2 separate regions of the Homo sapiens genome follow, and region 2 is linked to region 1. The links are chromatin loops, found by intact Hi-C in ENCODE. Cell type or tissue: GM12878. All regions are shown on one strand. Each heading gives the region's core, and the rest is flanking DNA. Links, peaks and the distances in the headings are about the cores only. Region 1 overlaps DLG3 (discs large MAGUK scaffold protein 3). Region 2 holds the start of DLG3 (discs large MAGUK scaffold protein 3).

Evidence for each region. Hi-C counts contacts between places; a loop is a spot of excess contacts. Peaks named below come from ENCODE experiments on the same cell type or tissue, not always from the same donor. Only the 100,000 strongest peaks of a DNase experiment are listed, where the experiment ranks them.
Region 2: a loop joins it to region 1, with 3 times the contacts of the local background. A loop is called at or near these places in 5 of 110 quality-filtered maps.

Annotation. Positions count from the first base shown.
Region 1 is chrX:70,497,078-70,513,011 of GRCh38, reverse strand. It overlaps DLG3 (discs large MAGUK scaffold protein 3), which reads right to left. Exons shown (of 19, transcript NM_021120.4): 14 at 14,442-14,492; 15 at 13,735-13,836; 16 at 12,963-13,135; 17 at 12,432-12,541; 18 at 12,023-12,114; 19 at 7,522-10,849. The coding sequence ends at 10,743. It also overlaps a transcript of TEX11 not described here. Among named protein-coding and RNA genes, the nearest start is that of DLG3-AS1, 49 kb to the right of the region's middle. RefSeq lists an enhancer at 4,154-4,716. In GM12878, for the core only: no CTCF peak of the experiment used is centred there; no DNase peak of the experiment used is centred there.
Region 2 is chrX:70,433,846-70,448,769 of GRCh38, reverse strand. It overlaps DLG3 (discs large MAGUK scaffold protein 3), which reads right to left and starts at 3,935. Exons shown (of 19, transcript NM_021120.4): 1 at 3,212-3,935. The coding sequence starts at 3,568. It overlaps LOC105373244 (a long non-coding RNA gene), which reads left to right and starts at 13,477. Exons shown (of 3, transcript NR_171576.1): 1 at 13,477-14,091; 2 at 14,522-14,915. RefSeq lists enhancers at 3,631-4,417, 12,871-13,371, 13,359-13,438, 13,459-13,558, 14,419-14,528 and a silencer at 14,019-14,268. In GM12878, for the core only: no CTCF peak of the experiment used is centred there; no DNase peak of the experiment used is centred there; H3K27me3 peaks cover 275 bases.

The DNA.
Region 1 (15,934 bases), core at 3,332-11,331:
CTGGTCCCCCAAGTCCTTGAATTTTCTGCCCACAACTTTATAGTCCTTGAAGATCATTTCCATGTCCCCTTTGGTGTAGCCACTCATCCCTACAAGAGGGACAACTGCTAGAATAAGAGGTGGAGGAAGGTGGAGATGGGCAGCATTTGTTTGACTTGATGGGTTTCCCACAGCTCTTTGTTAAATGGCAATGAAAATACATGATCAAAGGCGATAGTCATGTTATGTCTGCATATTTACAGCTCCCTCCATATCATCAATCAGGAAGTCACCAACTTCATTCATTCATTCATTCATTCATCTGTCCATTCATCCAGTGAATAACTGTGGTTTAGATCCTCAATGAGCTTATAGTCTGATAGGGGAAGGGGTTAGGCTTCCATTTATTGTATTAGAATGATTACAATATTAAAGATAGAGGGTGGGTGCTATGAAAGTGGGGGGAAAGTACTGAGATTCCAAAGGAGGGAATAAGGAAATGCTTTGCAGGCAGGGCACCCAGTCACTGCTCATGCCTGTAATCCCAGCACTTTGGGAGGCTGAGGCAGGAGGACCACTTGAGGCCAGGAGTTCAAGACCAGCCTGGCCATCATGGTGAAACCCCGTCGCTACTAAAAATACAAAAATTAGCCGGGTGTGGTGGTGTGCACCCACAATCCCAGCTATTCGGGAGGCTGAGGCATCAGAATCGCTTGAACTCAGGAGGTGGAGTTTGCAGTGAGCCAAGATCGCGACACTGCACTCCAGCCACTCCATCTCTAAATAATAATAATAAGAAGAAGAAAATGCTTTGTGGAGAAGGTTGAACTGGGTTTTAAAGATGTATAGGATTTGGACATAAGGAAGGAAAGGAGAGGTATTCCAGGCAAAAGGAAAAGCATGGCAAAGGTGCATAGCTTTGTGTGAGGGGCAGTGGGTTCAGTGTATTTGCAGCATGGAGTCCTTAAAGGGGAATAGTGGGAAGAGGTTAAAAAGGCAGGTTGGAAGCAGACTATGGAGGGTCTGGAATATCTACCTAAGGAGTTTAGACTTTATTGTGTAAACCACTGAAGGAGTTTGAGCTTAGGAGTGGCAGGGTCAGAAATGGACCCCAGGAGTATTAACCTGGGCAACACTGGGTAAATCGGATTGGAGAAGGGAGAAGGTAGAGGAAGGAAGACTAACTTGGAGGCCACTATAATCTCCCTATGTTGCCCTTTTTTCTTTTCTTTTCTTTCTTCTTTTCTTTTGTTTTCTTTTTTTTTTTTTTTTTTTTTTTTGAGATGGAGTCTCAGTCTGTCACCCAGGTTGGAGTGCAATGGTGCGGTCTCGGCTCACTGCAACCTCTGCCTCCCAGGTTCAGGTGATTCTCCTGCCTCAGCCTCCCGAGTAGCTGGGACTACAGGCATTTGCCACCACATCTGGCTAATTTTTGTATTTTTAGTAGAGATGTGGTTTCACTATGTTGGCCAATTTGGTCTCGAACTTCTGACCTTGTGATCCACCCGCCTTGGCCTCCCAAAGTGCTGGGATTACAGGCATAAGCCACTGTGCCTGGCCCTATGTCACCCTTTTATAAAGGTCCACAATTTTCATTAACAGCACTTATCAGTTTGTGTGATTATTTATTTAATATCAGACTAGCTCCAAGACAGTAAACTCTGTAAGGGCAGAGGCCATATCTGTTTTGCTCACTATTGTATCCACAGGGTCTGACACATGGAGAGAATAATTGACAGTGCCAAATATAACAGAAAGGCTGAATTGTGTGTTGGTTGAATGAATGGAAGTAATGAAGAATTGAATTGCGGCAACTGCAGTGAAACCGTCTCTACTAAAAGTACAAAAGTTAGCCCGGCATGGTAGGTATGAGGTCTGTGAAGGCATAAGATCTGGTGACTTGGGACTGGGCGCAGTGCTTCACACCTGTAATCCCAACACTTTGGGAGGCTGAGGCAGGTGGATCACCTGAGGTCAGGAGTTCGAGACCAGCCTGGCCAACATAGTGGCAGGTGCCTGTAATCCCAGCTACTCGGGAGGCTGAGGCAGGAGAATCGCTTGAACCCGGGAGGTGGAGGTTGCAGTGAACCAAGATCGTGCCACTGCACTCCAGCCTGGGTTATGGAGTGAGAAACTGTCTCAAAAAAAAAAAAAAAAAAGATCTGGTGACTTGGAAGTCATATTGACTTTTAGGCACAATTTCAGTGGGGTAGTGAGAGAGCAGAAGCTAGACAACAAAGAAGTACAAGGTGGAAAGTAGCAGCAGAACTAGGCAAGTCAGCAGAGTACAGGCACCCACACTGGAACCAAATTGTCTGGGTTCAAACCCTTGCTCTCCCACTTGGGAGTTATATGACCTTGGGCAAGTTATTAAATGTCTGCAGACCTCAGTTTCCTCATCTATAAGATGTCCACAACTACCCTCACAGACTTGTAAAGAGAAAGTGAGTAAATACACACAAAGCTCTTCGAGTAATACCTGACACAGAACAGGCGCTTTCTAATGTTTACTGTCATTATTCTGCTCTTGCTGTCTGGCAGGGTCACCTGCCACCGCTAAATCTTGACATTTCTCTCTTCATTCTCTCATTCTCCAGATCTCTATTTACTGCCTCCTGGAAAGGCTTCCGGCCTATTATTATAGGGCAGCTCTAGTCATGCAGGGGTTTTCTCTCTCTCTTTTTTTTTTGTCTTCTACTCATATTCTTGACTCTGGTTTTTATTCCCCTTTACCTCCTCTATTGCTTCTTATTATTTCTTCTGTAGAATGACCCAATTCACCCCTTAGTGACGTGAACTCTAGTAGACCCTGAAGCATGTGTCTGTCATTTCCTCCTTTGACATTCCTCTACTTAACAGCAGGATCTGTTTACTTTTACCTCCTTATTTTTTTATCCTTTTTTTTGCATTTCTCCCAACCTCTCTGATAAGCCAGAAGAGGGTGGCAGTTTGCAAACCTAGTTTGCGAGCCTTTTTATTTCCTCAAGAAAAGATGATAGTTGAAAAGCTTCCACTGATTCTAACAGCCACAAAGCCAGCAATTGCTCCAACTAAAAGACAAACCTGGTTACTCCACTCTGCAGCGCACAGGGGCAGTTTCCACACCTCCTAGTTATGTCTCCCACCTATGACTATGCTCCCATGTGCCCAGCCCCCACACCACCCTCCCACCCATCTCAAATGCCTCTCAGCAGGAGCCACTGGGGGCACTTCAACTCTACTTAGGAGGGGTTCCATCTTGTGGTACTTTTGGCACCTCCATTCCCATATTTCCCTAGCACCATTTCTTTGCCCGACTGAAAGAAGTGATTCTATCACAAAGTTGTCTATTTTGTCCTGCTGTCCTGGAATGAGACCCTTCTGCCCAGCTAGGAAAAAGCCATTTCCCCTGGTCCCAGTCCATGCATGTCCCAGGTGTTCTTTGCTTCTTCACAGCAGGCACCAAGCCTGTCCGTCTGTAGTGTCTGATTGTGTATAAACCGAATGTGCTCAAGCGCCATGTTCTTTGACAGCTCTGTTTAAGCCTTTTATGTCATCTGTGTCACCATTTGGTTTTTTTAACTGCAAATTCACAAAAAGTGTGAACTGGCTTTTTGTGAGGGATTCGGCATAGCACATGCCCTTTAGAATTCTACTACTTTATCATGATCATTAAGTGTGGGAGCTGGGAGAGGCTTTGGAGATTCTTTGTCTAACTTCCTCATGTTTTAGAGTAAGATAGTGAGGCTCAGAAAGGGGAAGTTCATTCACAAATCATTTATCGAGTATCAATCATGTTCAAGGCATGTGCTGTGAGGGATAGAAAGATACACTAGATACAACCCCAGCGTTCTAGAAGCTTTTTGACTGGTTGGAGAGTGTATTATTGACAAATTGCTACCATGCAAGAACAGAGTGTGTTCAGTACCAACTGCTAGAGCGGTTCAAAAGGAGGGAAGGGGAAGCTCCTCTGCCATGATCAGTGACATGATCATGGAAGGTGACATTTGAGCTGGAGCTTGAAGGGTTTCATTAAATAAGAGATGGGGACTGAAAACACTCCAGACAGAGGTCTTGCTCATGGGTAAAAACTCAGAGTCTAGATTGGTTTGTAGAGAAGTATCAGGAGATAATGCTGGACAAGCAGATTAGGGCCAGTGGAGTGTGAAATACTTCCCTCCCCAACACCCACGTCCCCTCCCCTACCAGGCTGGTCCTGCTTATCTCACAGGTTTCAACCTGAATTTCATCTCCTCAGAGAAGTTGTCCCTGGGCACCTTTTCTAAGTATTAGCCTCTATCATTGTATCCTATGTACTTCCTTCATGGCATTCACTCAAATGTGTACTTATGTATTTAGTCATTTCCTGCTTTGCTGTCCCCCGCCCCCAACTAGATGATGGGCCCCTTGAAAACAGGCTTTATTTGCCATTGTCTTTCCAGCACCACGCACAATGCTTATCAGCAGGTGCTCACCAAGAAGTAGCTCTTGTCACTACAAGGGTAGGGGCAGTGATAATGACAACAAAGGACTGGATTGAAAAGACATTGCAAATAATCCACACATTTTGGTAGGAGATCGGATATGATGACCAGAGTGGGGAGATCAGGGCTTAAACCTGGGTGACTAGAGCAATGGCAGCACTTAGGGGTGGGGGAAGAGAGCAGAGGGAACCGAGCTGTAGGTGGGAGGAGCCCATGGAAGGGGTGGGGCAGGATGGGAGAGAAGTGAAGTCATCGGGGAGAGCAAGGCATTTTCCCGTCTAGGGTCTTGGAATTTCATGCTTGGAAGGTAATGGCTGGTCTTTGAGGGCTTCTAGATGCTTGATCAACTTGTGTTGCATAAACGAGTGATGGTAGTAAAGGAGAGCAGAGCGGGTAAAAGGTTCAACCCTGGGTGAGAAGACAGTAGAGTGAAAAGAAGGGGAAGGAGCAATAAAGGATCAGAAATGGATGAAGAAGATGAAAAAGAGGAGTCATAATGATGGAGTGAAATCCCAGAGGAAGCGGCAGTGGCTTCAGAAAAGAAGCTCTCCATAAAACAAACCAAAATAATTCACACTCGCCACAGGTTTGGACCTGGTCAAATCACTTCCCTCCAAGCTTGAGCCAAAGACCAGTGCAGCTCTTTTCTTTTACCAAGCATCTACTATGTGCCAGATACTGTACTAAGTGCGGGGGGTATAAAGGTGAACAGGACATAGTCTCTGCTCTCAACGAGGAGTCTAGGAGAGGAAGACAGATGCAAAGAGATGGGGCAAGAAAATGTTCTAAGCAGAGCAAAGTGAGATGCAGCCTGGGCCTGGTGTGCTGAAGAGCACAGCTGCTACAGCCAGACAGCCTGTTTTGGGCTCATAGCTCTGCTACTTATTAGCTGTGTGCCTTGGTTTCCCCATCTGGAAAACATGGATAATAAGAGTAACTGGGCCAGGCGTGGTGGCTCACACCTGTAACCCCAGCACTTTGGGAGGCCGAGGCAGGTGGATCACTTGAGCCCAGGAGTTCAAGACCAGCCTGGCCAACATGGAGAGACTCCATCTCTACTAAAAATACAAAAATTAGCCAGGCGTGGTGGCACGCGCCTGTAATCCCAGCTACTTAGGAGGCTGAGTCAGAAGAATCGCTGGGACCCGGGAGGCGGATGTTGCAGCGAACTGAGATAGTGCCACTGTAGTCCAGACTGAGCAACAGAGACTCCATCTCAAAAAAAAAAAAAAAAAAAAAAAAAGAAAAGAAAAAAAAGAGTAAAGAGTACCTGCCTTCTAGGGCTGTTTTGAGCAACAGGTGAATTAGTATGCGTACAGCACATAGCAAGCAGGAAATAAATATGAGCTGCTATAGTGATGACCAAAGTCCTTACAGGGTATAAGACAGCACTCAGGGTGGGAAGGTCAATTCTACCTACAGGGTGAAAGGGAAGAAGAGGTGGTGGTTCAGGAAAGTGAGCACTGAGAGGGGAATTCTTGAATTGAGTCTCGAGATATTAAGAGGAGGCCAGGCGCAGTGGCTCACGCCTGTAATGCCAGCACTTTGGGAAGGTGAGACAGTAGGGGGATTGCTTGCGCCCAGGAGTTGGAGACGAGCCTGGGCAACATGGTGAAACTCCGTTTCTACAGAAAATGCAAAAATTAGCTGGGCCTGGTGGCACACGCCTGGGGTCCCAGCTACTCGTGAGGCTGAGATGGGAGAATCACTTGAGCCTGGGAGGTAGAGAGGCTGCAGTGAGCTATGATCACACCACTGCACTCCAGCCTGGGTGACAGATGAGACCCTGTCTCTCTGTCTCTCTCCCCTACCCTCGGTCTCTCAAACAGTCTTCCAGGTTAAGCAAGATGGGGCAGCAGCAAGGGCATTTATGGGCATACAGAAAAAGGATGAGCCAAGACCCAGGGCTGTGGTGCATTCAGGGAACTCAAATGCGTAGAACAGAAGGGGGCACAGCAGAAGAGACAGGAGAGAAAGCCTGGGGCCTGATGGTGGAAGGGCTATGCTAAGGAGCTGGGACTTCAACTTCTCCCTGTGGGTGGCAGGACCCATGGGAAGGGTAGGGCATGTGAGGCAGATGATTCTGTCAGCCTGGGCAGGACTGGCCATAGGCAGACAGGAAGGCCAGACAACAGAGTATCCTCTCACACATGCTCTTCACTGGGAGAACGCAGGTCTGAAGCCCATTCTCAAACCACCCGCTTTCCAGTTCTTCAAAGTGTTAGGTACGTGTGCTTAGACTACCAGTGGTGGTGGAGGGAAGGCCACACGGGTAGTTCATTCGGTCTAACATGGAAGAAGCCAGTGGGCATCACATTGTGCACAATGGGAACAGCTCTGCAGATAAAATCTAGCTGGGGCTTGTTAAAGAAGCTTTGCTATTTTCTGGCAAAGCAATGAGGTATCGACACCCTGTTCACTGGGGAGGAACCGAGGTATGCAGGAGCCAATACTATTTCTTGGAAGTGACAGGGGAAGAACCTTTTGAGGAAACAAATCTGAGCTTCAGAGTGTTATTTGCAATGATGATAAAATGTCCTAGAGGTGCCAAGGAAATGGCTGGAGATGGATAAAAGGACTAGTGGAATCAAGGCCATGAAATCTTAGGTGGGAACAGGGATGAAATACAAAACTCGGGAATGCTGAGACTGAATGAACACTTCCAAGGCCCAGGTTGAGGTTGTCGGGCATCCAGGATCGCTTTTGACTTCAGTGCTAATTCGTCAGCTTGCCTTGAGAAAATTACCAGCTCTCTCAACACTTTCTCACCTAATTGCAGTGGTTGGTATTAAGCAAGGATTATCCCTGAAGAAAGGGCTCCACTGGCCTTTAGTGCTGGCTTTTCTGCTTGAGCTGGCACCCCTTCTCAGTCCCACTTTTTTGCTTGGCCTTGGCCTGCTTAGGATACTTCCCCTCCCCTCTAGGCTCCTCCCAAACCTGCGGCTCAACTCCCACTTGCTTCTGCATCTTTCTTAGCTCCGCCCTTGAGCTACTCGACTTCCACACTTGCTGCAGGTAAGGATTTTGTTTTCATTAGCTGATTTCTAGAAGCACTTTCGACTTAAGACAAAGCTGGTCATTTGTGCTTGAACAAATATTTTATTTATTCATGGGTAGACCATAAGGTTTGATAATACAGTTCTTCCTCTGTTAGAGATGAAGGAGTCAAGGCATGATCAGCTGCAATGTCAGCAACAAAACCAGGAGGAGATAGGGCTCTCTCCTCCTTCAGGACACGGCACAGCACAGCACGGCAGTGTTAAGGGTGTGTCTCCCTTTGGGGTTTCCAAGTTGCTCTGTATCTTCTCGTGCTGGGGCTGAATGTTCTTCAGCTGTACCTCCACTAGGAGAACATCAGCTGTGAAGACAGAGCCTCAACAGTGTGACCACAGGACAGATCTTTGTTCTCTTTGTCCTCAGGAGATGAATTTTCTTAAGCTCTCATGGAGCTCTTTGGGGACTCCCTTTTGTTAGGCTGCCTTCAAGCAAATGAGAGAATGTGGGAAAGCAAGCAACCTGCACACCATAAAGCACCACAAGCAAGAGGACTCACCCTTCCTGTGGCTCAGCCCACACACATTTCAGGTGGCTCATTCATCCAGATGTTGCTCTTGACCTTATGAATTATGACAGCACTTCCTAAGACTCCTCCGCACAAGTTGCAATGGCACCTGCCACGTCAGAACTGCCAGAACTGCCTGCTCTAAGCATCCCTCCCCTCCTCAGAGGGCTATGGGGATGACTGCTGTCCTGCTCTGCAAATGGGCCCATCCCACCCTCATTTTCGGAAACACTGGTAGCTGGCAGGTCACTTTCTCTGGCCATTTTTCTCACCCAGTTCTCTGCTACTAAATCAGGCCCCTGCTTTCTCTAACACACACCTCTGCTACAGCAGGCCTCTCCCACCTTGTGTACCTCTTGGGAAAATGTCAGCATTTTGCCACCACAGATGTGGACTCCCATCTGGTTGGTGCTATTTGAAGCAGTGTCTGGGGCTGGGGTGGAAGACCAAGCACACAACTTTCACAAAGGGCCTGTCACCACCCCAGGGAGCTGTACCGATCCCCAGGACGGCCCAGCTCGGCTAGCTGATCATCACTAAGGAGAGAGCCCTCTGGCCCCCAAAAGTTTGGGATGTTCTTCCCACTGCTTTGCCCACGCCCTCCCTTCTCAACTACTTTAAGAAGGTCTCTGAGCCACAGTTCATTGCAACTATCGTTTATTAAAAAATATATGTCTCCTTGGAAGAAACACTGGTAAACCCACTAGTATCATGCTTACTTTGAATCTTTGTTTCTCTTCCCTGGGAGGGGGAGGGCTGAGCACGGTTGAGACTTTGCCACTTAGTTAACATCAGAGAATCAACCTCCCTGCTCACCCCTCCTCACCAGAGTCACAGTCGGCTGTCACTTTATCCCTTTTTGCCTTCAAGCCATTGTACTGCCCAGGGAAAGCCGCTGTCCTTTCCTTATCCTCATCCTGGGTCCCATGCTTTATACAGTTAGCCTCATTCTGCTGGTTGGACAACTGTTAACAGAGTTCCCGGATTCGGCTGGTAGTGCTTAAAGCATCCTCAACATTGCCTCGCTTGCACCAGCCCTAACCCAGCGGGCTAGGAAACAAGTGCCTCAATCCTAGGGCCAAGCACTTCTCTGTTCTCCCCTGCGTCGTCCCTCCAGTATGGAGGCGAGGGAGGCACGTTGGCTTCAAAGGAGCACAGTGGGGTGGGGGGGGACCTGAACCACACCTGCTGCCTGCACTTGTGGCGGTGAAGATTCCCTTGATCACAGTCACTGCCATCAGACTCTGGGAAAAAGCAACAAGGTTTCACAGCTCACCAGTAAGCGAATCTTAGCTCTACAGCTCAAATGTACAGCATAAAGTCTACTTTCCTCTTGAAGAAACCATAAGCTACCAGCTGTTGGGGAGGGGCTGGAGCAGAGCATATGAAGCAGCTGCAAAAAAAAAAAAACCAAATCAAACTCATGACGCAGCTGGCCAAGCAAGCCAAGTGCTGTCCCGCCATCCCAGCACAGAACTGGAAGGCAAGTGACTCCCTGTCCCTGTTGGTGGAACCCAGGAAGGAACCTCAGCAGAGCCCTCCGTGTCCTCCTCTCAGCCCAGCCCCTGCTTTCCCTTCTGCTGACAGGACAACCAGGCCTGTGTCACCTACTCCATCACAAGGCCTGGCTCCTTCAGGACCTCATAAGCCTTTAGAACCTTGGCAAATTGGATTCTATGCATTCACTTAAATAGTAAAAGTAAAATTTGCAATAATGAAAAGGCTGACACAGTAGCACAACATGGTTTTGGTTTAACAGCAGCTTAAAAAGGAACAAAAAGGAAACCTCTCATGCAGACACATCAGGTGGCATAAAACAATAGGCAATTCCACGCGGAGCATCATTAGCCATTCTCTCTGTCCGCACACAGGACTCTGGCTGCACCTCAGGGGCAGCAGCTGCTTTCAGGTCAAGTCTCTCACCCTCTCACCCCAGGCAAAAGCCCTTCCTCTCCGGCCTCAGGCTGACCCCTCCTAGCTCTCAAGAGAATGACCAAATGCGAGTGCCCTTAGTGCAGCACTTGCTACCATCTTCAATCCCTTCCCAACCAGCTGGGATAGAAGATGCCATCTGATTGGAATATGAAAATTAAAGCATTTCTCTAATAACATAGTACCATTGATGAAGTCTCCATAGATTTTCTAACCCAAATGTGTGTGAATATATATATATTATATGAGAGTGTATAATATATATATATAATAATTTCTATATATTTTATATAAATTACATATATATATCTATATATAAATAAGATACTTTCTGTCGCCATTACGTTGCACCGTTCAGAGCTGCAAGACAGCAGTACAGATAGGGAGAAATGCCCAGGAGCATCTCATCATGTGGTGCATTTAGCTCACTTCACAAGCCGTGCAGCTGTCCAGAGTCTGTCTTTCCATCAGTCCTCCTCTTTTCTCTTCACTTCTGCTTGGTTTTTATGAAAACAATGGCTCTGATGGATTTTGCACCTGTGCTAGCGCTTGGGAAAGGTCCATGCAGGAATGGGCACAGTCACATGATGAATGAGATGGCATCATCCCAAAAAATAAACTGAAACAAACAAAAACTTAAAAAAAAAAAAAGAACAGGACTAGAAAACTTAATTTTTTTTGACATATCTAAAAAAGGGGACAAGAACAGTAGCATTTGTTCTCCCCATGGGGACAGGAATGAAGAGGGAGGAGGGAAGAGGGACTTGATTTCTTCTGTTCACAAGAGAATGGTTGGAGGGGATTCTTCAGAGTTTTTCAGGGGATGGGACCCAAATGTAGTGCCCAGACTGGTCCTCAATGATTTGTTTGATTTTGTTATAAATCTCTTCCAGTGAGTCACCCTGTACAATGGCTAAAGTGAAGAGGAAAACAAAATTATTACTGTGGTCCATAGCACATCCCCCAAACCCAGCAATCCTGCCTCTCCCAACAATCCTACAAGTCCCCCCTCCACCCCCTCACCCCTCACATGAAGGACATGTTCCCAGGAGTATGGGTTTGGGCTTGGGTTCACTGGCTGGCTGCCTGTGTGTTCAGGGCAGTAAGGGCAACCAACAAGGTACCCCAAGTCCAGGGCTTGAAGTCAACTCACTGAGACAGTGAGACTAAGTAGTAATGACCAGAAAAATGTGTTTATTCAAAAGATGTTTATTGAGCACCCACTATGTGCCAGACCTTGCAGTTCATGTTGTTCTTGGGTGCCATAAGGCCAGCAGCTTGTTATTCTAAAGCAGCCTTACTAAAAGATTTGGAAAATCGCAGTTCTCCACAGAAAGAACTGAAAGCCACAATTTCTGGCAAGAGGCAGCGCTCCTGGGCCCATCACATCTGCTGTATGTCAGAGGTCAGCCCAGCAAACAAGGACATGGATGCTGATGGTAAAGGGAGCTCTGAAGACCCAAGGTGTGTGAGGACATTTATGAATTCTTTACACAGTTAACCTAGTGTCACCACCAGCTAGAATGGATTCGGCACTGCCTTGCATATATTTATGTATATATATGTCACTGTACTTCAAAAGGTGAAGAACGTATTACATAGAAACCTTCCCAATGTTTCAGGAACTGACCTTACACACACACACACACACACACACACACAGACAGACAGACAGACACCCCAACAGACAACTTGAACAGCACACCGAGGAATCATCATCATCAACAAACGTTTATTCAGCACCTAAACATGCAAAGCAAAGTACTGGGGGAGGGGGAGTGGAGCTGAAACGGAGGGAGACAGAGTAATACAGGGAGCCTACAATCTAGTAAGGACAAGACAAAATGAACAAACCAACAATTCAAGGAAGCATTTGGTGAGTGGTTTATGCTATAAACTGGCTGAACTGCTATGGCTGGACACGGGGAACTTGTGTGCTTTGGAAAGGTTTGTGCTCAAAAACTTAAAAGCAACTGGAAACTCCGTGCAAGGTTTCTACATTCTGTCTACACCTCTTTGAGACACTTATAGAAACAGGTACCTGGCTAGTTCCCCAGAACCCCCCGCAGGGCAGCAGGAGTCTTACCTGTAAAGTACTCTCCAAATTCCTGCTCCAGTTTCATGGCTTTGTCATAGATCTTATTTGCTTGTTCATATGTCTGCCTTCGGTTCATTTCCCTGCCAAAGACAGAAGAAAAATAGTTCTGAACCAGATCTTATGTTCTGATTAACCATAAAGGATTATTCCAGGATCCCTAAAAATCTGCTAAGCTGCCCTCTCAGAGCAGCAGTGGCCCGTAGCTAACTCCTCAAACCTGCGTTCAAAAGTCCAACCATGAACATATGCACAAGCCCTCAAAACAGGAGCGCCCAGTGACCAGAGCTGGGGCACAGAGTTTCTTTCAAGTTTCTGCCCAGCAAATCACTTTCTTCTCCATTTCCCTTCCAGACCCGATCTTAGCTTGGTGTGTCTGAGTTCTCAGTTCAACACTTACATAAGGGCTTCAATGGACTTGGGCTTGATGAAAATGGCAATGGGGTAAAGTTGTGCTTGCTGCAGTCTCTTGATAGCATTGCCGGAAACATCTAAGATGCAGTGCTTGCCCTGAAAAAGCAGAGATTGTAACAGCCCAGCCACTCCCTATTCACCAAGTCCCAAGCAGAAATCCAGTGACATTCTAAACATCCACCTTGGCCGGGGGTGGGGGTGAGGGGAGGGGCACGAGGGCCACCCAAAGTGGCCTAAGAAATTCGATCTCTGAAGTAGACAGGCCCTACTTTTTGCTCCTATTACCCAGAAAAGGCCACATCTGTCCAGGGCCCCCTATTCCCTGTTGGGTAATGCTCTGGGGTGAGTTGTATGAAGGAGACAGATAGCTTCGTCAAGGCGCTGGGAGTATGCAGATGTGCTATGGCTTTGGTCAGCAGCACTGTTGGGCAGCTCCTGTGTTGGAAGGATAAGGATCCAAGTGGAACCTTGGCATAAGCATTGGCCTCCCCTTTGAGGCCATCTCCTGTACACTTACCCTCTCTGCAACTGCCCGCACTGACTGGATGCTGGTCCCATAGAGGTTATCATTAAATTGGCCCGCCTCGATGAACTTGTTGTCCTGAATATCTTTCTCCATTTGTTCTCGGGACACCACAAAGTGGTAGTCTTGTCCATCCACCTCATTATCACGTCGAGGCCGGGTAGTATCTGAAGGAAGAAAGGAAATGCTTTGTGGCCCAGGGGCAGTGATCCGCCCCAAACCAAAAAATACTGACTGGTCCATTCTCATCTGGGTGGGTCACTGGGCCACTCCATTTTTTTTTTCAAGTAAGTGGGAGAAAACAAGCAGTTGGGAAGCGGTTTGTCTGGCCTACTTCTCTTCCAATCTCCAGGTCTCACACAGGGGGCTATTTGCTTTAGCTTAAACTGGACTAGAAAGGTGGGGTTTCCTGAGCTAAAGCATGGCAGAGGGTGCCAAACTTGGTAGAGGAGACAGTGAACCTAACAAACTGTTAATGGAGTCACATCAACACCACTTTGGCTGGGCCTCCGTATTTGTCCAATCATTCTCAACCATCACCACTGAAACTTCCCCTCAAGAGTGAGCAGCCAAGCCTGATGGCTTAATCTCTCCAACCCCATCAGCTTTTGGGGAATATATTGCCACCTACTGTTTTCCAGCGTGTCAAATGTACCCTGTCCCCAAATAGCCCTAGAATCTGATCCCAGACCTTTTCCATAAAACATTAGAGCAACAATTCCCAGGGCACCAAGCCTCACTCCTCTGGGCCTTCCTGGACTCTTACGTGGCACACAGGATCCAAATTTATGTGGAAATTCGGAGATCAGGTCATCATTGACTCGGTCCTTCATTGGGCCCAGGATGATCACAGGCCTTGCATAGTGAACTAGAGAGGGAGAGCATCGAGACAGTGAACAGAGGCCCCCACCAGACAGCCTGTCCTACCCCTGAGTCTGGCTAGAACACAGAGGCTCTGGAGCAGAGACTCAGACAGGGTAAAGCATCCTCAGACATTGTCTGGCTTTTAAACAGAAAGACATCAAAGAGCCTTTAATTTGAGAATATCTAAGTTCAAGGCAAGTCTGAAACCGGAAGCTGCTCCCCTTCTAACAGAGTCAGAAAAAATCTCTGCACTGACACCAGTAACTGAGCAAGGTTTTTGCAGAGCAGCCACTGAAGGGAAGAACCTGGACCTCTCTTTTAGCAGTGGCTACATCTACTGAAATAGACTTTCCTTGTAAATTTGCCCCCTCCTTTGGAAGGTGTCCTGGCAGCAGGCAAAGGCACAGAGAGAAGTGCACACTGGATGCACCCCCTTCCCTATGACACTAGGAAGAAGCATAGAGAAGAAGGAGCCCAGGGGCTGGATGTGCCATGAGTCAAGCCTTCCTCCTCCTCCAGGTCCCTCCCTCTGCTGCCACAGCCACCCACTGTATTGAGCCCCACGACCAGGAGACCAGCACGAAGACAAGGCTCTCAGAGGAGGCTTACTTTCTTGCCGTGTCACTGGCTCATATGACAAAATAGCATCCTCTTGTCCTTCTGCAACAAAAAAGAGAGATAGGTTAGCACCATATGATCTGCCTCCTTCTGTACAGTACTCCCCGTACCCCTCCCCTGCCAGGACACAGCCTTATCAGGTGGTCCTTGCCACCACCTGTGATCCTTTCTGTTTTCTGCTGGTGAGAAAGCACATGAAACCCTTCACTGGCTCTGAGACAGGAGTCAGCAGTTCTCTTGTTCAGTGAAATATCACTGGGCAAAGGGCCAAGGCCCAGAAGCCATGAAGCCTCCACCCCAAACCACCCCAATTTGTGAGGAACTCTTCTTGTAGGTAACAAGTCAGCTGTGTGCAGTAGCCCCCTTGCTCTGGTAAGAATGACAGGGACACTTTGACTGGTTGAGATGCTTGCCCGAGTCCCCTTCATCAACATGCAGGGGAGTCAGGGCACACACCCAGGTCCCCAAGCAGCCTAACTTTGCCCTTTTAAAGGTCTACCAACCCACCTCCTGCATTGGAAGCAGCATCCAGAAAAGTGGCACATGGCTCTGCTAAGGTCCCCAGTGCCCTTTAAGAGCAATGCTGAACCTGCTGTCTCTTCCTGGTGGAGCCCCATGTCGAGCCTAGCAATGTTGAGGTTTTCCTAAAACAGTCGTCAAGCCACTCGGTGCTGGGTGCCTGGAGGTCCCAAAGTGGCTGATGGCAGTCCCAGGGAAAACAGTGATATTTGCATCAAGGCACACAATGCTTGCTAAAAGGCTTCTTCTGAGCCTAATATTCCTGGGCAGATTTTACAAGGCTTCTAGCCACCATAGCTCCTGAAAAACCAGTGCTCCCAAAGTTCATGAGGTTTGAATTACGGTTTCTCTGGTCTGGTCACAGGATCTCCCAAGGAGAACTTGGCAATTACCTCATCCTTTAACTGGCCCCAAAGGCAAAGAGGTCCTAATGACCTGGAAAGGCAGATTTAGGGCAGTGTCCTAGAGGAGCCATTTTTCTTTTGGTCTCTGAGCAAATCTATAAACCTGGCAGCACCTATGGCCCACAGTACCCATGGCAGGGATTTACTCTTTGGCAGTTTACCCTTCCCAGTGCCAGGGATGCTTTTAAGTCAGGTCCCGGCCAGCACTATAGGGCTTATACTCTCCTTTAATCCATGGGGTGAACCCCAACCCATAAGGAGAATGAACTGGCCACAGCATTTCTAGGATCTCAAAGTGTACATGGCTAAAAGAAGCACCAGCCTCTGAGCAGCAATGGCAGCTGTGCAACACTGGAATGAGGATGGCTGGGATACACAGTGGAGCTACACGACATGGAAGGAATGACACACACTTACTGGAACTGCTTTCGCTGTCACTGGTGTTGGATGTCACTCCCTCTGCAAGCCAACAAGAAAGAGACTCCAATTCAGAACACACCACTGAGAGGTCACATGCAGCACAAAACTCAAATGCTCCAGGAGCGAGACACTGAGCTGCCA
Region 2 (14,924 bases), core at 312-8,311, 61 kb after region 1:
AGGCTGACCTGGAAGAGGCCGCTCCTCACTCACCCCACCAATCCCTGCTTTGCTTCCAACCATATCAGCCCAAACCAAGCTGCTCATTTAGCCCAGATCAATTGTCTGAGACTGAGCCAGCCAGTGGTGCACTCACCGAGAGGCTGTGCTTCAGTGTCTCAGGGTTCACTAGGAGGGGTGCAGGCCTGGCCTAAGGGGGATGGCAGAGATGGAGCATGGCAGGCAAACCATGCCACACCCAGTGTCCATAGGGGATACCCAGTGGCCTAGACAGATAACCCTTCCCCTTCTGAACCACAGTTCTCCCTGACTGGGGGATCATAGACTCCCACTGTGTCCGAACTGGAAGGACAGCAGACATCATCTTGTCCTATCCCCTTTATGTGACAGTAGGTGACACGGAGGCCCAGAGAAGACATGGGATGTGCCTAAGGGCACACTGGGAATTAGTGACAGAGCAATAGGATATCCAGGTGTTCTTTTGATTACAGTAAGCTCTTAAGGCCACTGATGTTTTGGTCACTCATCCCCGTACCCCAGCAGAGCTCATGGGAAAAAGGACAGTTGCCCCACTTTGGAGCACCTCGTGAGTCTTCACTCTATACCTCTTTCTTGGACTCCAGGAACCCAATTCCTCAAATAGGCAGAAGGAGTCAAAGTCCTAATCCATTTTCTACCAAAGGATTTTTGATTCTGAGCCCTTTGTTTTTCCCAGCAGAAAGGGCGAGGGTGGGATCTGGTCAGGAGTCAGAGACAAAGCCACGGGTGGGACTGGAGCAGGGTAGACAAGATTCCCCATGAGGGAGAAGTTGGTGACCCACAGGCTGATTGGCAGCAGAGTCCATGGTTTTCAATATGTAGTAGCCATGCAAGAAGAGGCAAGGGAAGGGGTCAGAAACACAGGGGTGATTTGGCCAACCCACAGAGATGGCCTCCCAGACAGGACATGTGTGTATCTATTTGTCAAGTGAAAATGTGATTCTGGACATACAAGCAGCACCTGCCTGCTGGCTCCCACTTTCACCTCCAAGAATGGAGAAGCCCTCTTGCCTGTCTCCCCAGGTACCCTGGCACCCCTCCCCCACCTTTCTCTGGCTATGTTGTCCCTTCCCTGACCTCTAGCCTCCTCCTCAGAAGTGGGGAGCTGGAAACCAGGGTGGGGGCTCCTCCACATGTCCTGCTGTGCTTCCCCCGTCCCACCTCCACCCCACACAGCTTTGGCTTCAAGAAGCAGAGAGGAGGAGAGGGAGAGAGGACTAGCTCATCATGCCTCCACCATTTCTGGGCTGGCTCTGCAGCTGTGGGAGTTGGTGGGAGGACTCCAGCTACAGCCTTACCCTGGTCTGTGACCCCAGGAAGAAGAACTGAAGGCTCCTTAGAGACCCGAAACCAACACAGCTGCCTTAAGTACCATGCAACAGACACATAAGCAAAGGGACACCCATGTGGCTCTTGTGTGCATTTGGTGTACCATGTGTGCCCACATGTGACAAGCCATGCCTCAAGCCCAGCCCCAGTGGTACCCAGAGGCTTCCCGTTCCCAGTGGTCCACGCTCTAGCCCCCACCCCTACTCAAGGACCTTGTTCTCAGGGCCAGGAGCCATCCAGGGATCAGCCCTGGCAAAGAAACCTTGGCCAACTGGCCCAGCCTGGGATTGCCACCTGTCTCCCAGCCGGGCAGGACAAGCATAAGAGGGTGTTTGCGAGAGAAAGGCCTCCAGGACAGAGAGGGGGCAAAGGAGAGAGAGGGACTCGCTGGAAAGGGCAAGAGGCCAAGGCAAGGGATGTGGGAAAGCAGTAAGTGTGGACAGACAGAAGGCCAGAACTGAGGGCTCTTCTCCCCAGGAAGTCCCCACCTTTGCCTCTGAGTGAGAGCACATCCTATCCCCAGAGGACAGAGGCAGCCAGAACGGTCACCAGCTTGGGGAAGTCATCACCTGCCCTCGACAGCAAAGCCTCCTCTTCCTCTCTCCCCACCCTAGGAGCTGCAGAGCCGGATAACCAGACAGGCCCTCCGCCTTGCGTGCCAGGGACCTGGCTCTGCCAGCCCAGCCTCCATTTTGCTGCTTCTCCCACAGATGCTCCTTCCATTTTCTAAGCTGGCAGTTTAGGCTGGGAGTGGAAGCCGGAGTTGTGCCCAGCACCCAGGGGCTCCCAAGCTGTGCCAAGTCAGGGCTGGGGGGCTAAGCCCTCTCACATCTGGAGGTACCCAAGGGGGACATGCCCCACTGGGGCCAGTCTCTGCACCAGGGCAGCTGCCCCTTGCCGGCTCCAGGCACCATGCCTGCTCTAGAGCGAGGAGGCTTGCTTCAGTTCCTTCAAATCTCCCCCCGCCCCCCGCCACCCCACCCCGGCACACACACTACAGAGCTGCTTGGACAAAAGAGTCCGTCCTTCTCAGCAGCCTCTCAGCCTTGCTTGGGACATGTCTCTCGCCTCCTTCCTCTCCCCTCCCTTGCCTGTCAAGCGCCTCTCACCAGAGACAACACATACAAACACACACTCACACACACACACCAGGCACACGCGTGCACACTCTTGCAGCCACATGCTCACACACATATACATGTAGCCACACACACAAACACAGCCATCCCTGCAGCCTCCTCTACAGAGACCTCTCCACATTCAGAGTGACATCTCCACACATCCATGTGCACATTCACACACAAAGGGACTGGGACGGAGAGGGACTCATGGCATCAAGGGATGAAGCTCAGCGAGCCGGGCACATGGGCTCCTCCACACGGATTCACGGCAGCTCCATTGCCTTCCTCCACACACCCCAACATACATACACACACATATGTCCCCCCTACGCAGAGCACCATGCCCCCTCCCCTCCCCTCCGGTGGAGACACACACCACACACAGCCCCCGCAGAACCTCCCGCCCCCTGCCAGACACAGAGACATTGCCAAACCCCCACACTGAGACAAACCCAATTCCCCCACACAGGAAAATGTGCCCCTCCGCCATGCCCTTACCCCCTGACACACGGCTCCTCCCAGTCTTCTAATGGAGACCCCCAAACAGACACACACAGGGAACCACACATTTCCCACCGCCTCTCTTTGCCCAGCTGCAATGCTAGGGCTCGGGGTCCACAGGCTTGGAGCCCCAGCGACCCCTACTGCATCCCAGGCCTCTAGGCCCCCACTCTCCAGCCCTCCTGGGTTGCCCCACCGCTCCCCCCTCCGCTGGTCCATACCTGCTCATACCAGTCCCGGTTGGTACAGGTGCACTCTGGCCACCAGCTGGGGCCGCTGCCGTTGAGTTTGGGGGTGCTCTTGCCCGGGACTGGCTTAGGAGGCACCGGCCCCACATCCCGGCCGGTGGGGATGAGCTTGGCCTTGGTGCGAGGGGTGGGGGTGGCCCCCGCCTGCGAGGGCAAGGTCTGCGAGCTGTAGCCCCCATAACCCGCGCTGGCGCCGTTGCCCCCACCTGGCCCGTAAGGGTCGGGGACTTGCCAGTCGCCGTAGCCCGGAGGCTCGAGGCGCCGCAGGGCGGCCAGGCGGGTCACCTCATAGCACTCAGGGCACTTACAGCAGTGCTGGTGCTTGTGCATGGCACTGCCCCCCGCGGCTCGGACCCCCCAGCCCACGCCGGATTCCACGCCGCCGCCACCGCCGCCACCACCGCCGCCGCCGCCGCCGGGCTCCCTGGCACACTCACACTGCTCGGACCAAGAAGGGGGGGGCACCCGTGGGGGCGCCCGGGCTGAGCGGGGCCTGGGGCCGGGCGGGCGTCCCGGGGCCTCGGCCCCCACGCTGCCCCGCACCCACGGCTCCCCCTCCAGCACTGGCGGCTCCGTGTCGCCCGTCGTGGCTTCTGGGCCGAGGCCCAGCGGCAAAGAAGAAGCGGGAGCTCAAGCAGAGAATGGGTGCTGTGAGGACCGCTTCTGCTCTGGTCCCCAGGATGGATCTGAGTGGAGTCAAGAGCATCTCTCCCTGGCTCCCTTCTCAGTTGATTCCAGCCAATCAGCGCGCAGAGGCAGGCAGCGGCAGCGGCAGCGGCGGCGGCAGGAATGCTAAACAGCGGCTACTTAAAGGAACAGAGGCAGCGGCGCCCCCAGGCTCAGCCCCAGCTCCCCCAATCTCTAGGGAACTGTTGGCTCTAAGGGCGGGGGCAGAGGACGTGGGCCACCAGAAAGCTCAGGCACCCGATCTTGTGCCCTTATATCGCCAGTTTTAGCCTGTCCTCTGCCCACTCCACCCCACCCCACTTCCAAGAGGGAGTTGCAGGGAGATGTTCAATGGGTCCCCAGGCTTGCTCTGAGCTGGGGCCACCAGAAGTAAAGACGAGGTAGCAGGATGGACAGAAAGGACGTTGGAGCAGGGTGAGGGAGGTGCTTTCTCTTACAGGGGACCAAAGAAGAAGGCAGCATATGAGGCCCGCTGTCCTGTCAATGCCTCCTACACAAGACTATTGTTCTCTCAGTCTCTAGGCCCTGAAATTACTGTGACCTCACACTTGACCTTCTACCATCACCAGTAAAGAACTCAACCCTAGAACAGGGATTAACAGAAAGCTCTAAGTCCTTGTCCCTGGCCCACAAACCCCTATCTCCTCCACTCCACCCCTGCATGGTTATGATGGGGGAAGGAACTTCAGGATATCAAGATGAAAGTCCAGGACAGGTGAAAAGGTAAGAAGGGATTTGAAGAGAGAGAAACCCTTCTATGGGTCTGGAATAGAGCTTAGGAATACTTGTCCAAGGACATCTCCTTACCCTCTCCTGGCTCAGCTTGTCGGGGGAATGGAGGAAGGATGACATACAAGAAAGACTATCTTTTTTGCAGTTCTTGTTTTGTTTTTAGCTACCAATTATTGGGTCTTTACAAAGTCCTAAGTGCATAACACGCAAACCCAAATCCTACCAAGCTGATGCTATTATTATCTTCATTTTACCAATGAGAAATTGAGGCTCAAAGATGTTAACACAGCTAGGTAACACAGCTGGAAGTGACAGAATCAGGATGCAAATCCTGATTATTTGACTCCAGAGTCCACGCTGTGAACCACTCTAGTACGACAGGTCTATTCTAAGTTCTCCTGCAGAATTTACATCTCAGTTCAATTCAGCAAATATTCATTGAGCACCTGCTCTGTGCAAGACCTTGACCTAGGTATTAGGGATACAGAGGTTCTTTTTTTTTTTTTTTTTTTTTTTTGAGATGGATTCTCATTCTGTCACCCAGGCTGGAGTGCAGTGGCGTGATCTCAGCTCACTGCAACCTCAGCTTCCCAGGTTCAAACGATTCTCCTGCCTCTCAGTCTCCCTAGTAGCTAGGACTACAGGCTCCTGCCACCACGCCCGGCTAATTTTTGTATTTTCTTAGTAGAGATGGGGTTTCATCACGTTGGCCAGGCTGGTCTCGAACTCCCGACGTCAAGTGATCCACCCACCTTGGCCTCCCAAAGTGCTGGGATTGCAGGTGTGATCCACTGTGCCCGGCCCTCAGAGATTCATTCTTAATTCAACAAATATGCGTGGAACACTTGCTGTGTGCCAGACACTGTTGTAGGATTTGGGGATATAGCAGGAAACAAAATAAAACAGAACAAACAGAACAAATCCCTGCCCTTGGGGAGCTTACCTCCTAGTGAGAGGACACAGACAAAAATAAACACAATAAATAAGTGAATTATGTAGTACAGTAGGTCCTCATTTAACATCATTGGTAGGTCCTTGGCAACTGGGACTAAGTGAAACAACGTATAACAAAACCAATTTTACCACAGGCTAATTAATATAAACAAGAGCTAAGTTCCTACAGCATATTTCTGGTCACAAAACATCACCCAGCTTCCAAATAAAGACCCAAAACACTTCTGATATTGAACATTGAAATAAATATGAGCTATGCATACATATAGAAAGATTAATGAAAACAAGTAAATAATTACCTAACCTTTGGTGAACCAGTGAGTGACAGCAGTGGAAGTGGTGGTGGGTTGAATCAAGGAATAAATGTATGCAAAGCGAAAATTGTAAGGAGCACCTCCCTACCACCATGCAGTTCAAAAGCAAACAATCACGAATATGGTGAGCTCGATGAGCACTTTCTTACCTCATAGTTTATTGTGCATTTGTATGATTATCAACTACTTGACAAATTTTTATTTTACAGTACTTTGTATCCATCCATCCATCCATCCATCCATCCATTCATTCATTTTTCAATCTGCTTATTTCAGTTCAGGGTCAAGGGTGGCCACAGCCTATCACAGCAGCTCAGGGTACAGGGCAGGAACCAATCCTGGACAGGATGCCATTCCATCACAGGGTGCGCTCACATACACACCCACACTCACTCACACTGGGACAATTTAGACACGCCAATTCACCTAACGTGCACTGGGATGTGGGAGGAAGCGCAGTACCCTGGAATACCCGAGAAAACCCACACATACATGGGGAGAGTGTGCAAACTCCACACAGACAGTGGCTCTGGCCAGGAATCGTTTTAGTTGTTTTTTTTTCCCCCTCATCAATGTTAAAACAAAATGATGTTGAAGAAAACAACATTATTCAGCATATACACCTGCTGTGTATATGGTGATAAGTGCCATGGAAAAAAATAAAAAGTAGAGCACAGTAAGATGGATTGGGAATGGTAGGGGAGGATACCAAGTTGTGATTTTTTTTTCAAGTTTTTTGCCCCCACAGTTTAATATGAAAGTTTTCAAACATACAGAAAAATTCAAAGAATTTTACAGTGAACATCCAATTACCCACTGCCTAGGATTCTCATTAACATTTTGCTATGCTTGCTTTATCATATATCTATCCTCCACATATCCTCTCCAACAGTTTTAAAAATGAAAATTTACAAACATACAAAAATATTGGAAGAGTAGTACAATGGACACCACTGTATGCCTTCCTTATCAAGTCGACAATTTGACTTGTTTTGATTGTTATATTTGCTCTGTCTATGTATCTATGTATCTATCCATCTATCTATATTTTTTAAAGAGTAGGTCTTGCTCACTCACTCAGGTTAGAGTGCAGTGGCGTGATCATGGCTCACTGCAACCTCAAACTCCCGGGCTCAAGCAATCCTCCCACCTCAGCCTCACAAGTGGCTGGGACCACAGGTGTGTGCCACCATGCCCAGTTAATGCTCTATCTATCTATCTATCTATCTATCTATCTATCTATCCCTTTTTCTGAACCATTTACATGTAAGTTTCATTACATGTAAATGGTTCCATTATTCATCTGTAAGTTTTGATAACTTCCTTTAGCCATTCTTTGTCTGCTGGCAACAAATTATCTTAGCTTTCCTTTGTCTGAGAATGTCTTGATTTCCCCCTCATTCCTGAAGGATATTTTCACCAGATATAGCATGCTGGAGTGCAGTGGTGTGACCATAGTTCACTGCAGCCTTGAAACTCCTGGCCTCAAAGTGATCCTCCTGCCTCAGTCTCCCAAGCAGGCTCCTCAGTAGGTGGGACTATAGGCGCACACCACTCCTGGTTAATTTTTTTATTTTTAGTAGAGACGAGGTCTCATTATGTTGCCCAGGCTGGTCTCAAACTCCTGGCCTTGGGTTATCCTCCCACCTTGGCCTCCCAAAGTATTGGAATTACAGGTGTTAGCCACTGTACCTGGCCACATTTGAATTCCTTTTCCTATGTAGGTAAGGTGTTGTTTCTCTCTTGCTGCTTTCAAGTTTCCCATCTTCAGTTTTCAGAAGTTTGATTATGATGTGCCTTGGGGTGAATTTGAGTTTATCCTATTTGGGGTTTGTTCAACCTCTTGAACCTGTTCATTTATGTCTTTTGCCAAATTTTCAGCCATTATTTCTTGAGTAATTTTTTTTAGCCCCATGCTCTTTCTCTTCTTCTTCCACATCTCCAATTATGTGAATGTTAAGTCCTTCGTTATAGTCCCAAGCATCCCTGAGGCTCTGTTCATTTTTTTTTCTTTGAGACTCTGTTTCATTTTGTCACCCAAGCTAGAATGTAGTGGCACAATCACAGCTTACTGCAGCCCCGATCTCCCAAGCTCAGGTGATCCTCCCACCTCAGCCCCCTGAGTAGCTGGGACTACAGGTGTGCATCACCACATCCAGCTAATTTTTGTATTTTTAATAGAGACAGGGTTTCGCCATGTTGCCCAAGCTGGTCTTGAACTCCTGGGCTCAAGTGATCTGCCCACCTCAGCCTCCCAAAGTGCTGGGATTACAGGCGTGAGCCACTGTGCCCAGCTCTGTTCATTTATTTTTTGTCTATTATTTTCTCATTGTTGTTCAGATTGGGTAATTTCTAATGTTCTATCTTTATGTTCACTGATTCTTTCCTCTGTCCTCTCCATCCTCCTTTTGAGCTCATCTACTGAGTTTTTTAGTTTGGTTATTATAGTTTGTTCTAAAATTTTATTTGATTCTTCATTATATCTCTTATTTCTTTGCCAAGACTTACTATTTTTTACATTCGTTTTAACCTTGTTTGTAATTGCTCATAGATTGCTCATAGAAGCATTTTTTTTAATGTTGGCCACTTTAGAATCTTTGTCAGGTAGTTGAAATCTTTCTCTTTCTCATTCAAATTGAGGGTCTCCTGGTTCTTGGTATAATGAGTGAATTTTTTTTTTTTTTAAGACACAGGGTCGGCTGGGCGCAGTGGCTCACACCTGTAATCCCAGCACTTTGGGAGGCCGAGGCGGGTGGATCACAAGGTCAGGAGTTCGAGACTAGCCTAGTCAATATGGTGAAACCTGTCTCTACTAAAAATACAAAAATTGCCTGGGCGTGGTGGCGGGTGCCTGTAGTCCCAGCTACTCAGCAGGCTGAGGCAGGAGAATCGCTTGAACCCGGGAGGCGGAGGTTGCGGTGAGCCAATATTGCGCCACTGACTCCAGCCTGGGCGACAGAGCAAGACTCCGTCTCAAAAAAAAAAAAAAAAAAGGACACAGGGTCTCACTATGTTGCCCAAGCTGACCTTGAACTCCTGGGCTCAAGTGATTCTCCCAACTCAGCCTCCTGAATAACTGGGACTATAGGTGCTGGGCTTAGATATAGAGTGATTTTTATTGCATCCTGGGAATTTTTGGATATTACAGTATGAGACTCTGGATTTCATTTACATCTTTTGTTTCTGGTAGGCTTCTTCTGACACGATTTTCATCAGAGGAAAGGGCCACTGCCTGGTTACTGCCGGGTAGAGGTTCAAGTTCAATTTCCCTCCTTGGTCTTGGTTGGTATGTGTGGTGGAGGCTTCTCCTTTCTACTGTGCAGGGGTAAAAATTCCAGCTCCCTACTATGCCTCTACTGATGCCTCTCTAGCTGGAAGGGGCAGAAGTGCCTTTTTACTGTTCCCCAGGTGGGCTTCCACTAACACCACAGTCAGGAGGTGGAGAGATTTTGGGAGGGGAGGAGAGGGAGGCTAATGGCCTCATCAAATGATATGTTGTGGTAAAAGTCCTGACTCACCACCAGGCTTCTCTGACACTGACACCACCCAACAGGAAGGGGTTCTTGTTACCCCTCAGGGATGGAAGTTTAGGCTCTCTACTCAGCCTTCTCTGACACTACCCCAGAGAGTACGGGGGAGCCTGGCCAGAGTGAAAATCTGGGTTATCTACTTGGCCTTTGCTGGCTTGGGTGCAGCTGCAGTTTTTTTTTTTTTTTTTTTTTTCTGTGGTGTGTGGTTGCAGTGGTGGTTATTGTCTAAGAGTTTTCTGTCTGGCTAAATTCCATTTCCTGGTCTTATGGCTAGAGAGAATAGGCCAGTTACTGGTGTTTGCATTTTTTTTGTCTGTGCCCATTGGCATTTCCAGGCTGCTGGCTTCTCCAGTACCTGATCTGGAATATTTGATACAACGAGAAAACCCAGGGAACTCATCACCTCGAGTTCAGGTCACTGGGGTTCCTAGTTAGTCTGCCCCCTTCCTCTTCTTTCATAGTCTTCTTATGTTTGTCTTATATATAATGTCCAGAGTTTTAGCTGTACTTAGTGTGAGGAATAGGGAGAAGTGTGTCTACTCTAACTGGGTCCATAACTGGAAGTCTTCCATCTTTTTTAAAAAATTAACTACATCGAGTTTTTGAAGAGTGCCAGTCAATTGTTTTGGATTTGTCTTTTTCCTCATGGTGTCATTTATCTCGTTCCTTTATACAGTACTCTCCCTCTTATTCATGGTTTTAACTTGCCATAGTTTCAGTTACCCATGGTCAACTGCAGTCTGAAAATATTAAATGGAAAGTTCCGGAAATAAACAATTTATAAGTTTTAAATAGTATGCCGTTATGTAATGAAATCTTGTGCTGTCCTGCTCCATCCCGCCCAGGATGTGAATCATCCCTTTGTCCAGTGTATCCACACTGCATACACTACCCACCTATAAGTCACTTAGTAGCCATCTTGGTTATCACTTCAGAATAATATAGTATATATAGGGTTTGGTACTATCTGCTGTTTCAGGCATCCACTGGGGGTCTTGGAACATATTCCCCATGGATAAAGGAGGACTATTGTACCCTGTATTTACTGTAAACTGGAAATTAAAATAGAGGGAATCTTAAATAGGTTGGTCAGGGTAGGCTTCACTGAGAACGTGGCATTTCAGCAAAGAATTGAGGGAGGTGAGGAAGTGAGCCATGCAGGGGGAAGCCAGTGCAAAGGTCCTGGTAAGGAGTGCAAAGGTCCTGGTAAGGAGTGCATCCGACTTGCTCAAGGAACAGCAAGGAGAATCAAGTGGCTTTAACAGAGTAAGGGAGGGGAGAACGCCAGGAGACGAGATCAGAGATTGAATAAGGGACTAGATTGTGTAGGACCTTGTAGACCACTGAAAAGATTTTGGCTTTCCTCTCAGAGAGATGGAGTGCCATTGGAGGGTTTCGTGCAGAGAACTGGCATGACGTGACTTGGGTTTAGCAGGATTGGTATAGCTTCTTTGCAGAGAATAGGCCACAGGGGCGAGGGTGGAAGCAGTGAGACTAGTCAGGCAGCTGCTGAAGTGATCCAGCTGAGAGGTGGTTGTGCCTTGGACCAGTGTGGTAGCACCAGAGATGATAAGTGGTTGGATTCTGGGTGTATTTGGAAGGGAGAGCTGACAGGATTTGCTGACAGATTGGATACAAGGTGTGGTTCCAAGGATTTTTTGCCAGGACAACTGGAAATGTGAAATTGCCATCAACTGAGATGAGGACAGTTTTAGGAGGGGTCATTTTTGGGGGAAAAGGTCAGCTGTTCAGAAACGAACATGTTGAGTTTGGGATGTTTGTTAGATGTCCAATTGGAGATGAACACAGGCCCTGCCACCAAGGTGCTCAAAGTGAAAGAAATGGAAATATGGAAGCAGATCATTACCATACCTGTGAAAAGTGGTATTTCAGGAGGGTGTACAGAAAAGCAAGTTATCAGTTCTGCTTGTTGGGGGGAAGGGGACTTAAGAAAAGTTTCACAAAGCAGATGATATTTTCAGTTTTGTCCCAAAGGGTGACTGGGCGTTCATTAGACAGAAAAAAGAAATGTATTGTTTTCTGTACTCCTAGACTTGGCACACAGTGATTGCTCAATCAGACCCAATCCAGTCACTATTTTTGTGAGTCTGGACATTACTTAACCTCTCTGAGACTTGGTATTGTAATCTGTGAAAAGGAAATAATCACAGTGTTCTTGTGAGGGTTAAATGTAGGACACTTAGCACACCACGTGGTACATAGTGGGTTAGTGTTAATTATGGTCATATGAATGAATGAATATCTTCCTTAATGACCAAATCTAGGCTAGGCTGGTAACCCAGGAGCCTAGTCTTTTATATGCTTAACAGTTTGTCAATAGAGATTGCTAGACTCCTTTCAACCTCTGAACTGCTCTGATTGAAAAATAAGCATTGATAAGCCTCGACTGAATGGAGAGGGTCAAACTACCCTCCTCAGGCCCCTTCCTTACCCCCTTTTTTGCCCTATCCCCTTTAACAGGTTCCTTCCTCCCTTCCTCCCACCCTCTCTCTCTTCATTTTTAATGATTGTGAGCAAAATCCCTTCAGACTCATAGTGGGCTTCTCCTCATTCCATAGGCTCCCTGCCGCTCAGACCGGACTGGGTTGACAAGGCTGGGAGGAGGTCAGCCACACTGAGACACTGTGACACTTAACTAGGGAACCTCCCTCCCAACTGCTAGGGCTCCAGCCTGAGACCCCAGGGAGACAGTCGCCCCCTACGGACCAAAAGCGCCCCACACCGCTGCAAGCAGCTCTGGTTGCTAGGCAACCAGGCGATGGAGGACTTCAGGAACGGATTTTCAAGCAGAGAGACCATTTATCTCCCCTTCCACCGCCACTCCGGCTCCTTCAGCAAGTAGACGGGGTTGGGACCGCGCGGTCTGCTGCTGTCTGTCTGATAAGCTGGGCTCATTCTTGAAAATAGAGCTTCACTGAGTGACCTCCATATTGTGCGTGGTGAAACGATCACTCTTGCCCCAAATGTGGTTTCATCTGGGGGCTGGAGACTCGGGTCGATGAAGGTGGAAGTTTCTGATTTGCAAGGAGGGGAGGAGCATTGTTGTGGGTGTGCACCCTTAGTCAATGGGAATTCTAGAAAATTGAGCTTGCGTGGGAATAATTTTGATCAGTCCATCAAGATTTCCTCACGATTCCCAATGTATACATTAGGAAACTCTTACGTTAGCCCATTAAAATAAAAAGGTCAATGGGAATGACAATATATAAAGGATCATTCATACCTCATTGGGGACAAGCAGTGGCTTTCATGAATACGGTTTCTCTCCAGACAAGGGAGAGATCATGAGGTCTGTAAATCCCTGTGAGTTGGGACAGAGCTCAACAAAATGGAAAGAAATAAAAAGAATGGCGGGGTTGGGGGTGTGATAAGCACAGAATCTGGCAGCTTCTGAGCTCTGTGTCTGGTTTGGGGATCCCCAGCTCTGTGCCCCCTGTGTTAGGACCATGCTGAAGCACTCCATCCTTATGAAGGCTGTGGGGGACCAGAAATCCATAGCTTTTCCTTCTAGTAACCTAGCATTCTGGCCCAGGAGTGGGTCCAGGCAGGCCAAGGCCATGACCAAAACAATCTTTCCACTTGGGACGCATCTCTGCCTTCTCGGCTAGTACAACAGAAGCTTGATTGTGGCAGAGCCCCAAGCCATGGCGAGCTTAGGGGAGAGCTGTGCCCAGGAGTCTCCTCGTGGGGTTTCCCTCAAGAGTTCCAAGGTAGAGATACCAGGGTGAGGTAACTAGCATCCAGACAGCATCTGGCCCAGCCACTGCTCAGTCCACATCTCCACAGGGCATAGTGGCAGGGGACGCTTCTTGCTCTCTGTGTTTCCAAACTGAACTGGGTCGGGGCTGTGCTCCTGCTCTATTAATAGCCCCCTAGCCCAGCCTGCTAGCCCCAAACCCGGATGCCAGGAGCTGTGAGTCAGCAGCTAAAAATAACGAAGAGCAACTACATCCGAACCCCAATGAGCAGCTCCCCCGGGTCCTCCGCCCTTAAGTTTTTGTCAGTGTCAGTCTCCAGCCCAGGGCCCAGGGCCTATAGGTTAAACCGCTTTAGCTGTCCAGTTCTCCTGGGAAGAGAGTGAGGATTTCCGGTGGCAGGCTCAAGGCTGCGTACCCAAGGCTAGGGGCTAGGAGAAAGGGGTCAGAGGCTGGCGCTGGGTTGGGGGGCCAGACGCTGGGTTTAGAGGGCCGCAGCTGAGAGTGTGAGAGCTGAGAGGTTGGGGCTGCAGGGATGGAGTTGCTGGAGGTCTTCAGGGTGAGGTTGGGAGGTGAGGGGAGGAAGAGACTGGGCGATTGGGAAGGGACAGAAAAGTAGGGATGGGGGAGGAGGTACGTGCTGAGAGGTGACAGCCCGGCAGTACCGGGCAGACTGGGGGCCCTAGAGCTAAGGCTGGTAGCCAGCCTGAAAGAGAGGGGATGGATCGGGAACCAGGAAAAGTAAGGAAATGCTGCTCGAAAAGGCAGAGTGTAGGAGAGACCTGCCCGGTACACAGCGGCGTGGACTCCCAGGAAGACCAGGACCAGGACCGGATTGCGGCGTTCGCTCTCCGCGCGCCTCCAGCCTCCCCGTGCGTCGCATGCTGGCACCCCCGCCCACCGCGCCAGCTGCAGGTCAGGTACGTGGGCGCGGCCGGCCTCCGGAGCCGGAGTGTGCAGGGATGCGCACGGAGAGGGCGGGGCGGCCAGAAAGGAAAGGGGTGGGCCCGGGAGAAGGGGGCGGGAACACGGATTCAAACTCGCCTGCGTCCAGCCAGATACCGGAAATGGCCGGGGACTCACTGGGAATTGTAGTTCCCGCGGCTGCCCGGCAACCGAGGGTGGGGGGCGGGTCTTGTCCCGAGGATGCCAGTGCTGCCCCAGGTCCCAGTCTGGCGAGAGAGGAGGAACCGAGAACCCGACCTCCCTACCTGGCCGACTCCTTAGTTCTACTTCCCTCCGTGTGGAGATACGAACTAGGTCGAATGTGGGTGTGGCGGAAGACTGTGGGGTCACCACAGAGCCCCTCTTGTCCCCATTTTTGGCTTAGCCCCTCCCTTCTTCTACTAGACTCTTCATCCTCCGTCAGCTCCGCACTGGCCACCTTAGCTGCGGAGCCCAGGGACTCCCGAGCCGCAAACACATTGGGGAACTTGCTCCTCCAAGGGAAGGCTGGGCCGGAAATTGGACCCTGCGCGCAGCCCAGAGGAGCGAAAACTTGTGGAAATCGGACCTTGCCCTCGGAGTCCTGAGTCAAGGACACGAGTCCCCAAGCGGCACGGAAAACAGGTGGCATTCAGCAAATACGTCACGGCGACGACGGATGCGGCCCTCCTCTTGGGGCGGCCACAAGGTGGAGCTACAGTGCAACCCTGCACCGCGCGCCCGGCCTCCGGACGCCCCCGAGGTGGCTGCTCTCCTGCGGGCCTCCCGCGAGCCTCCCGCGAGTCCTTCATTGCCGCAGGTGATTCTC